2 separate regions of the Mus musculus genome follow, and region 2 is linked to region 1. A link is a contact called in ENCODE Hi-C data. All regions are on one chromosome and are shown on one strand. Each heading gives the region's core, a stretch centred on a gene start or an enhancer-like site at or near the end of the contact. The rest is flanking DNA. Distances are from core to core; before and after follow the strand shown.

Region 1 (4,842 bases), core at 1,675-4,174:
CTCAGAGATCTGTCTACCTGCCTTGGCCTTTCTTCTGAGTGCTGGGATTAAAAGCATGAGGCAACATCTTCTGCCTGCCTGCCTCCCTCCCTCTCCTACTCTCTCTTTAGGTTTTTGAAATGATGTTGCAATGTGGCAATCCCGATGTTCCAGTGTCCCAAGTAATAGGATTTTACATGGGCATGTTTCATCACATCCAGAGCATGTTGTGTTGTGTGTGTTTGTGTGTGTGCTCGCGCGCAGAATCCTTGTCTCAAATAATAATGGTTGTGATATAAGAAAAAGGAGCCCTCTAACTTGCTCTAATTTGTGTCTTTGTGCTCATACACTCACACATCCACGTGCCCTCACACCCATTCCAGTACAGGGAACTGAAACCCCACACACGAAACAAGACTCTATCAATATTATTGCGTCTCTACTGTTTTCCATAACACCGATCATGACTTACAAAACTCAGTGCCCCAGTGTGCTCCGTCTTGGTGATTGGCGGTCTATCACTACGGAAGAGAGTGAATGGTAACATCTCCCTGGGCTTAGGGCGAACAGCATGACCAGAATATGAAGCAGCAGAGGCCAGTTCCAGCAAGGGGGAACCCTTGCCTCTTACTGCAAAGATTAAAATGGGGCCTGGCAGGAGACACTTTGCCAGGCTACTCTCAGAAGGAGATAAAATGAGGAGAGACGATGGAAATGTGGGTCCTTCTACAGGTAATCCAAGATTAGAATTGGCATTCTGAACTGGGTATTTTGCCAAGGCACACTAAAGGCTGAGACCAGCCAGCCAAGTCAGCGGCACCCACCCTCCTCTTCTTTCCTGCCAAGTGTCTCTGCTGCTTGAAAGCACCCTGCATTTCTAGCACTGGACTCCCACCCCTACCCTTCAGGCCTGGCCTGCTCCTCACCCTCCTCACACCCCCTCCTCCCGCCCCTCTATTGGATATAACATTTCTCACTGCCCCTAGAAAGCAGCAAAGCCTGCTGCCACTGGTGGCCTGAAAGCCACTCTACAGCCTTCCTGCTCAGCCCACTGCTTAGATTTTAGAATCAAGGTCACTGTCACAGGACATGTGAAGGACGCATGGCTCCATGGGTACTATCCACTCTAAGAGTCACAGCCTGAGCCACCCATAAAGACCATAACAACAATCCCTTCCCTGGACTTTCCATTCCCACAGGCTCCACTGTTTGTTGTCTCAGAACTGTCACCTGACTAGCTGTCTCAGAGTTGGGCCTTATTCCCCAAGAAACCTACAACTCCCCCCCCCCTTTCCTTTTCTTGTCATGCTTTATAGATAGGGTCTCATTCTGTAGCTCGGGCTGGTCTTGAACTCGGAGATAATCAAACTCAGCCTCCTTCATACTAGGCATGAGCCAGCCAGCTCATTTTCACTTTTCTTGTTCTTTCTGAGACAGAGAAAAGACTACTCTGTGTAGTCCTGGCTGTCCTCGAACTCACGGAGATCCACCTGCCTCTGCCTCCTGAGTGCTGGAATTAAAGGTATGTGCCATCTCCACCTAGCTCTTTCAAGCTTCTTAAAGACCAGGCCTAGAAAAAGTCTGCGAATAAGGGCTGCTGGGCACGTGGCTATTAGCTCGGTAGAGGAAAAGGGATTGGGGGCGGGGAAGGGTCTTGGGAGAAATAGACAAGCGAGCTCAGAGAGTTTCCAGGGTTGCAAGAACAACCCCGCTTGGTCTCTGCGGTTTGAGGCCTCAGCCTGAGCAGGAAGACTGGTACATTCCTCCTGGCTGCAGGCCCTAAGCGAGCACGTGGAACTTTGGGGGTGGGGCAGTACAGCTGGGACGAGACAGCATACCTGGATGGATTAGATCTACAGGAAGGGCAGGAACTGAAGTGCTCACAAAGCAGAAACCCCTTCCTTACGTCTGAACAAAGTCACCCGATTTACACAAGCTTTTCAAATAAGTGAAAGACTTTTAAGTTTTATAACGATTAGAGGTTTGCTCCGAAGACTTCGTAGAAGTAACCTGTCCCAACTGCGCTTGGAACAGGATTCTGATGTAGTGAAGTCGGGCCTGATCGGCAATGAAGCCAATGGTGGAGGTTGACTCCCGGCGGCGGCCGCGTGGGCGGCGCGGGGCTCCGGCTGCACCCCCGGGCCGCCCGGAATCCTGCGAGCGCTCCCCGGGGCGGGGGAAAGAGCGCCAAGGTCTTGCATCAGACAAAAGGCGGTGCGAGTCCGCTGCCACAAATGCCACGGGACCCGCAGGAGCAGAGCCAGCGCCCCGCGCCCCCTGCCCCCACCCCAGGAGTCTGCACTGAGCAGGGATGGTGTGCGTGTAGCACCCCGAGCCGGGAGCTCGCAGCCTGGGTCGCCAGGCACGAAAGCTCCAGAGAGGTTCTGGCATTCGAGAGAGGTTCTGGCATCCCGCAGGACCAGATGGAGCAGCTGCACTTTGCAGCGCCGGCAAGAAACACGCGGTAGCAAAAAGCACAAAAAGTTTGCATTCTGCACCTCCAGGCCATTCGTTCCTCTCTGCTTTTCCTCCCTCCCACTGCTGGTCCCGAATCTCCGGAGGCCCCGGGACCAACTGATAAGATAGGGGAGGACAGCCCTGGAACCACTGGGGTCAGCGGGTTTGGCCATAAAGATGCCCGGTGATTACGCTTGTGTCCGGCTCGCCTTACCTGGAGTTCAGCTATCAGCTCCTCCTTGCTCAAGTTCTGCTTCTCCACCACCTGCAGCCCTCCATCTTGCAGGATCTTCCGGCAGCAGGGGTCCAGGCTGTCACTGATGAGTACTTTGCGCAGATTTGCGAAGGCCATTGCTAGAGTCAGGCCTTAGAATCAGTTGCTGTGGGTGGGCAGAAGCACTTAGTTCAGGAAACTGCAAGCAGGGCTGGCTCCGGTGACTGGGCAGGGTTCTCGATCTCCCGCTCCCCCTTTATCCTCCCCCTCCTCGCGCCAACAGTCTCCTTTTGATTGGTCAGAAATGCTTAAACTCTGCTGACTCCGCCTCCCCGGGCAGAGCCTCCCACACATTTTTTTTTTTTTTTTTAAATCCTACACAGACTACACTTCCAGCAGTGAAGCCCTTACCTGCCCCGGGTGAGCTTTAACACGCACGATTTATGCCAGCAGGCTGATTTATATTGGAAATAAACAGAAATACGCTGTCTCCACGAGGGAATTAAATCTCATAGTAACTTCTTTCCTCTTAAAGACCATTTATTGGCTGGGTATTTATAACTCCTAGTTGAGCATAATTAGACTGAGTAAGGCCACGGGTTCGATTCTCAGCAACGCACACACACACACACACACACACACACACACACACACACACACACCGTTAGGAGATTAAGGAACAAGGTGTGTGTGTGTGTGTGTGTGTGTACATAAGAGTTGGTTCTTGCCTTCCACCAATCCCAGTGGGAGATGAGAGACAAGTCTGGGAAAGGCAAGGGCTTCTTATTCCTTACCCCCCAAAAGACTTTAAGATTAAATCTAGATACAGTAAGGGCCATGAATGAGGCTGGAGGACCACTTGAACCCAGGAGTTCCAGGTCAGCCCCAGATGGGAGTCAGGGAGGGGGAGAGAAGTACAAGGGTGGTAGTGGTTTTAGTCTTTAGAAGTTAGATGATTACTTTTTTTTTTTTTAGAAGGGATTAAATCTGTTAGGTAAATTCAGCCTTGATTATATTATATAAATAACACCCCTTACTATTATACCTCACAATCTTAACATCAAATGTAAGTAAGAGAGTCTCTTTCAGAACTATGTACTGACAAGTCCTCTGCCTGTGCTGTTACCTCCATCCACAAAACAGGAACCCTGGCCTTCTTGGAAGAACTGGGGAAGTAGTTCTGCCCTTTCCTCTAGACTTTCCTTCCTTTCCCTTCTCTGGCCCAGCCCCTTGGGAAAAGAGAGACTTCAGCAGCCACAGCAGGCCAGCTCGGATGCCCTTGGCTCTCCGGATAAGAGTAACAGTAACAGGGTTCATAGGGACCGGAGGAGAGCAGCCGACTTAATTTTCTATTTGGAGACCAGTGGTGAGCCCCAAACCTGCACAGTGAGAAGTAAAGCAGATAATTTTTCGGGTAGAATATCAATGATCCAGCGGGGGTTGATTTCCAGCTTCTTAAACAAACAAACAAAAAGAAGAAGAAGAAGAGGAAGAAGAAGAAGAAGAAGAAGAAACGGACTCTGAAAGTATCTCTCCAGGCTTTTGCTTTCTTCTCCGTAACGTGAGCCTGACAGTAGGGAAGTGTCCGATGTGGGGATGAGATAAGAAAGACATCTTGGGGATTAGTGTGCCCTGCACCCCTTCACTCTAAGCCAGTCAGCTGACATGTCAGGTGGCGGGTATCCTTTGAGACACTGTGGAGAACCCTGGAATTGAAACTTTAATGGAGAAAAATCCCCGTGCCAATCCCGCACGATGACACCCGTCTGTGATCTCAGCACTTGGGACGTAGATTTCCAGGGAGATCAGAGCCGAATCAAAATTGATTCCAGGCTATCCTAGGCTACCAGAGATTTTGTCTAGAACAATAAAACAAGAGATGATTTCCTGTTGTCTGTGAGCCCTTGAGCTGGGGTTGGCAGCCCTGGTGAAGATCTCTGGCCTGTTAGGAGAGACTTCATTGATGTGCCTATGACCTTACAACCTGGCCCCAGGTCAAAGAGAGAAGCCCCACACAGGGGATTACAGTGACCCCACCCTTCTTCACTGAGTAGACTTTTCTGGGTTCCTGTACATTCTTATTGGCTATGGCATCAGTGTTCATGAACACACCCTACCTATCCTCATTGAGAACTCAATTACGTAAGATCTAATGTGCTACTGGACACATTCTAGTATCATGCTTTCTTCTT
Region 2 (4,842 bases), core at 702-3,201, 3.0 Mb after region 1:
TGCCCAGGAGTTTGCAAGGCCTCAAGTTTGATCTCTGGCCCCACCAAAAGAATAAATGAAAGTCTGTATCTATGTGAGCCCTTTCCCTGGGGTTTCAGGATTCCAAGTGCTGTGTGACCTAAGTTTTAGCTTTTCCTTTGTATCAAGGTTGATGGAACAGTATCTGTCTCACCTGGGATGGTGGTATCTGCTTCTCAACGCAGCTTTGGTTGAGACGTAGGGCACAAGTTTACCCCCAGCACACCAAGGGCTCTACCCAGCATTGTCTGGTATGGGCTATCTGGTATACCTCCCTCCATTCCTGCTATGATAATGGAATGGAATTACAGATTGTTATAAGCCACCATGTGGGTGCTGGGAAAAAAACCCAGGTCCTCTAAAAAGCACCCAGTGTTCCTAGTGCTCTCCCCAGCCCCTTGAGGCCCAATGTCCTCGGGGTTGCTTCTCTAGTCTTGATCCACCATGTCCGTGCCTCTTGTTTGATTTGGAGTCACACTTTCCCTGAACTCATGCTTTTTATAATCCCATGTTTTTATACAGTCTAAGAAACAAACATCTGGCTTCTACTGGATTCGTGTGTGTGTGTGTGTGTGTGTGTGCGTGTGTGTGTGTGTGTGTGTGTGCTCGTGCATGCACACACGTGTACACACAGGGTAGGTGGGGGTTGTTTTAAATGCACATGTGCAAGCCAGAGAACTCTTAGGAATCCATCCTCCGGAAAGCCATCTACCTACTTTAAAACAAAGTCTCTACGTTACCCGGAGCTCCTTAAGTAAGTTAGTCTGCTGGCCAGCCAGACTCAGGCCTCCCCTCCCCTCCCTGGAGCAGGACATTAAGTGCACATTAACAACCAGTGTTTCCACCCAGGTTCTGAGGACCAAACTCAGGTCTTTATACTTACAGGGCAAGAGTTTTACCAAACGAGCCGCCCTGCCCCTGTCATTCCACCATTTGAGTTGCGCTTTCCCATCTGTTTTCTCTCGTCTACCCATTACACACCCGTTATCAGATAATGCAGGTGGCTTCTGTTCTCAGCTCTTTCAAAATCCTCTTAAGAAGGGAAAGCCAGGGAACCCCTGAGTCTCTCTGCACCCCTGGGAGCCCCACCTTGCATCCACCCTGTCTCTAGGAGGGCTCTAAGTTCTCCTTTCTGTGAAATTCCCCCAAGTCTTACAGAAATCCTGTAACGACAAGTGAATAAATTAGCAAACAAATAAGACAGCCTGGATAAAAGTCGGAGGATTCCACCACTCAATATAAAATAAGACCACAGAAATGAAGGCATACTGAGACCAAGGCTGAGTGCTGAGGTTTGTTTTTCTCTCAAGAGAGACCAGGCTGTTACCAATGGTTAAGGCATCGGAGCCAAGGGGCAAGGGACCATGACCTCTAGCTGAGCCTCAGCTCAGTACAGCAGATTTATGACTGTGGGCACAGACACAACCTTTTTCCCCATTACAAAGATGCATTCTGTGGGGTGGCTAAAAGTCCACAAAACCGTTTCATCGTTTATGGTTACGAAGCAGCATAAGCTACTCCTTAATAGATTATCCTGATTTCCCAAACAAACACCAGAAAAATGGGACTTAGGTCTATTGTAGATCCTAGTTTGGAATCAGTAGGGAGCCCCAATAGTATTTGACATTGTGACCTCATGTAGAAGCCACTTGTGCATCTCTGAGCCTCATCAAAAAGAACTAGCAATACAGAAAGTCCCCGGATAAGGGGTCCAATCCTAAAACTACCACCACCGAGAGCTGTCATCTGTCCCTCTCCATGGTCATGGGGCAGTATCCTGTGCCAGCTCCTGCCAAGTGTGTATTAGTAAGTTCTGAACTGTGTTAGCAGCTTCGTGGTTTTCTGTAGCCTTTTGCAGCCTAGAAAACAGTTTCCAGCAAGAAGCCCCTGCTGTTCGATCCATTACGTGTGAAAACAGATAAGCCTGCGCATGTCCGCTGGGGGCTGGCAAGGGGAGGGAACTTAAACAAGAGCTAATTTGGCCTGTGGGGACTAGCTGAGGAAGGGCAAGCTGCTCTGGCTGGGAGCGAGGGGCTGGCAGAGGAGTCTGCCGCATACCGTGGCCACTTAAGGCTGGAGCACATGAAGGTCTGTTGTCCGCGGTTTGAAGAACGTTCTGCAAAGGGCTGGTTTACAGAAGGGGAAATTTTGATCTCACAGCACAGATCCGGTTTCCTGAGAACCATCTGCTTGTTTTTCTCCTTCCCAAAGAGCCCACAATCTCTTGTGGGAAAAATTCAGAATGTTATTGGCTTTCCGAGGAGAGGGGATTGGAAATGCCAGATAAATAGAGACTGCAAGCGACAGGGTTTCATTGTGTTCCCCTCGGGCTGTTGGGGAGAGCCACATGGTGAAGCCGTGAGACTGTGGATAGAAATGCAGAAACAGAACTGTGGGCTGGGGACAAAGCAACAGGGGCTCTGCTGTTTAGCCAGACCACACTCACGTTCCCTGTCACGTGAGGGGCAGGCAGCATGGACCGCGTGTGTCTTGCAAAACTACATGAGGATCCAAGGAGAACAGGGATATATAAGAATCTTGGGACTCAGCCGGGCAGGTGCACTCGCGTCTGCTATGGAGATGTCACTTAAACCCAGCCAAAGCTAAGCTGTTCATCTGCCCACGTTTAAAGCAAATCTTAACTGAATTCTGTACTGGAATGCTTTTGTCTGCCTGTGGCAGGAACCCAGTTTAAAATGCCTCACTCAAACTAAGGACAAGAGCCTTTAATTCACCCAACCAATCAATTGATGGTGCTTTACTGAGAGCCTGCCTGGTGCCAGGAGGTGTTCTAGAAGTTTCTATATTCATTAGCAAAGAAGACGAGCCCACACGTTCTAAGGGTGCTGATGAGTGGGTATAGCCACACAGATGTAAATATGAGTCTGTCAGGTAATGGTAAGGTGTTCTAGAGAGACGAAGCAAAGCCAAGGGTTGGAGTGGCAAGAGGGTTCCATGTTAGGCAGACATGGTCTCAATGGCTCACCTGAAGCCTATGTGGCAAATGGGAGCCAGCCATACTGCCACTTGTGGGAGACCATGGCTGAGAGACAGAATGGCATGTGCAAAGGTCCTGAGGCAGGAGCTAAGAGGCCAGTGGGGATGGAGCGAGCTGACAGGATGCAGAATTAGGAGAGTTGCTCAGAGGGGAGCAGCCAGGTGCTGAGGATTGGGGTACTGCTCTTGCAGTGTCTTTAGGGTTCTGAGGAGAGTAGCTGTCTCCTGTGACTTCAGGTTTTCAAGCCTGACTTGGCAGAGGCAGAGAGACCCCTATGCAGGTTACTATGGGGTTTGAGTGGGAGGATTAGGAGGGTGAGGTCAGATGTAGGGAGAGCTTGGGGTCAGAGGTGGTGCTGGCCTGATTAGCCTGTGGATGAGATGCAGGGGTGGGGCTCAAGCATGACATGAGTGGAGGCGGTAAGATCAAAGCTCTGTTCTCCCGTGTCTATTGGTATTCTACTCTGACTTCATTTTCAGCTCTTCACATATGGTGCTAAAGATGTCTACTGTCAGCTCAGACCTGTCTGGAAGTTCTCTCAGAAGACTAATGCGACCTGAAGTTCCTGGGGAGGGTAGAGTGGGGCAGCCACACCTGTGTAACGGATTCTATATGGCTGATAAATTGACTAGAAGCCCGAGATTGTGGTGAGTTGCAATGTTACAGATCCAGGACTAATTTATATTGGGCTATCTTCAGTCCATTTAATAGTTATTCAGTGCTCACCTCTGGCCTCACATCCTTCGACTATTGGTGACACAGGTTGGAATGAATTAATAGTTTGCTAGCATATACCAGCCCAAAAGATAAGAATGACCTCAGACAACATCTGAAACCTAGAACAGAGACGTACTTGTTTTGTTAGAATATGCCTTGAACTTCCACCAGTGTGTTCAACATTGACCTATGGCTTGTTGTTGTTGTTGTTGTTTTTTTGGTAACTATGAAACCATTTCCATTCATTAGAACACACTGTCCAAGACTGTCTGATTGAATCCATGTCCCAAGGCCATGGTCACCAATATTAGATATTAGACTGGCAAATTATCTTTTATTCCTTCTGAGGTGAGAGCTGTTTTATGTTTACAAAATAGAAGCTTTTTGTTCTAGATGTCCGCAATAATGCCCTCTTGAGTGGGGTTGGCCCGAATCTGTCACATGCTCACCCTGGCCCAAGGAGGATAGTTTGAGGATAGAACCCTGCTGACTATATTCTGTCTGATCCTCACCTGTGGTTCCTAGATTACAGACAAAGTCAGCTTCCCTAAGGCTAGGTGACAGGGGTGGCGAGTGGGTTTGGCGGGTGGGAGGGAGGCAGAGATAATGAGGAGAGAAACCAGAGGTGTCAATCGAGGGAGGAGGATGAATGGCCACCCCATGCTCATGTTGGCCTGGGGTGTTTAATGGGGATGTCCAATGTGGTGTCAACTGATGGTTGTCACACATGGGGGTTGAAGGAAGAGTGGGGATGGGAGTACGGATGTTTGTAGAATAACAGGTAGCCAGGCTAATAGCCATGGGGACTATGGAATCCAAAACTCATTTATGTTGCAAAAGAGTAAGGAGGGGGATTAAATTTTGGATAGGTAAAAGAGATACACAAGTAGCCATGGGGTCACAACAGAAGAAGATAGGAGCCAAATGAGGGGACGGGCAAAATACACAGGGGTGCTGGGGTTGTGGTGGCTTGAGTCACAGATGGCAAAATGGCCAGCATTCAGATGGATGCTCAGACCTGCTACCAACAAACGGGAAGTTGAGTGACCTCGTCACTGCCGATGAACACCTAATTATCTACCAGGCAGAGCCCGCTGGGCATCTAGATC

The links. Hi-C counts contacts between places; a loop is a spot of excess contacts on that map.
Region 2: a loop to region 1 is called in a map of regulatory T cell, with 8 times the contacts of the local background. The contact joins the enhancer-like site here to the promoter of Phgdh in region 1. A Hi-C loop is called at or near these places in 1 of 37 maps with a recorded cell type or tissue (regulatory T cell).

Annotation. Positions count from the first base shown.
Region 1 is chr3:98,337,045-98,341,886 of GRCm38, forward strand. It overlaps Phgdh (3-phosphoglycerate dehydrogenase), which reads right to left and starts at 2,925. Exons shown (of 12, transcript NM_016966.3): 1 at 2,651-2,925. The coding sequence starts at 2,788.
Region 2 is chr3:101,298,405-101,303,246 of GRCm38, forward strand. No RefSeq gene overlaps it. Among named protein-coding and RNA genes, the nearest start is that of Gm32803, 4.2 kb to the left of the region's middle. Within about 2 kb of position 1,952, at least 1 of the 3 ENCODE cell types and tissues checked has a DNase peak (open chromatin) inside an H3K27ac peak, as active enhancers do.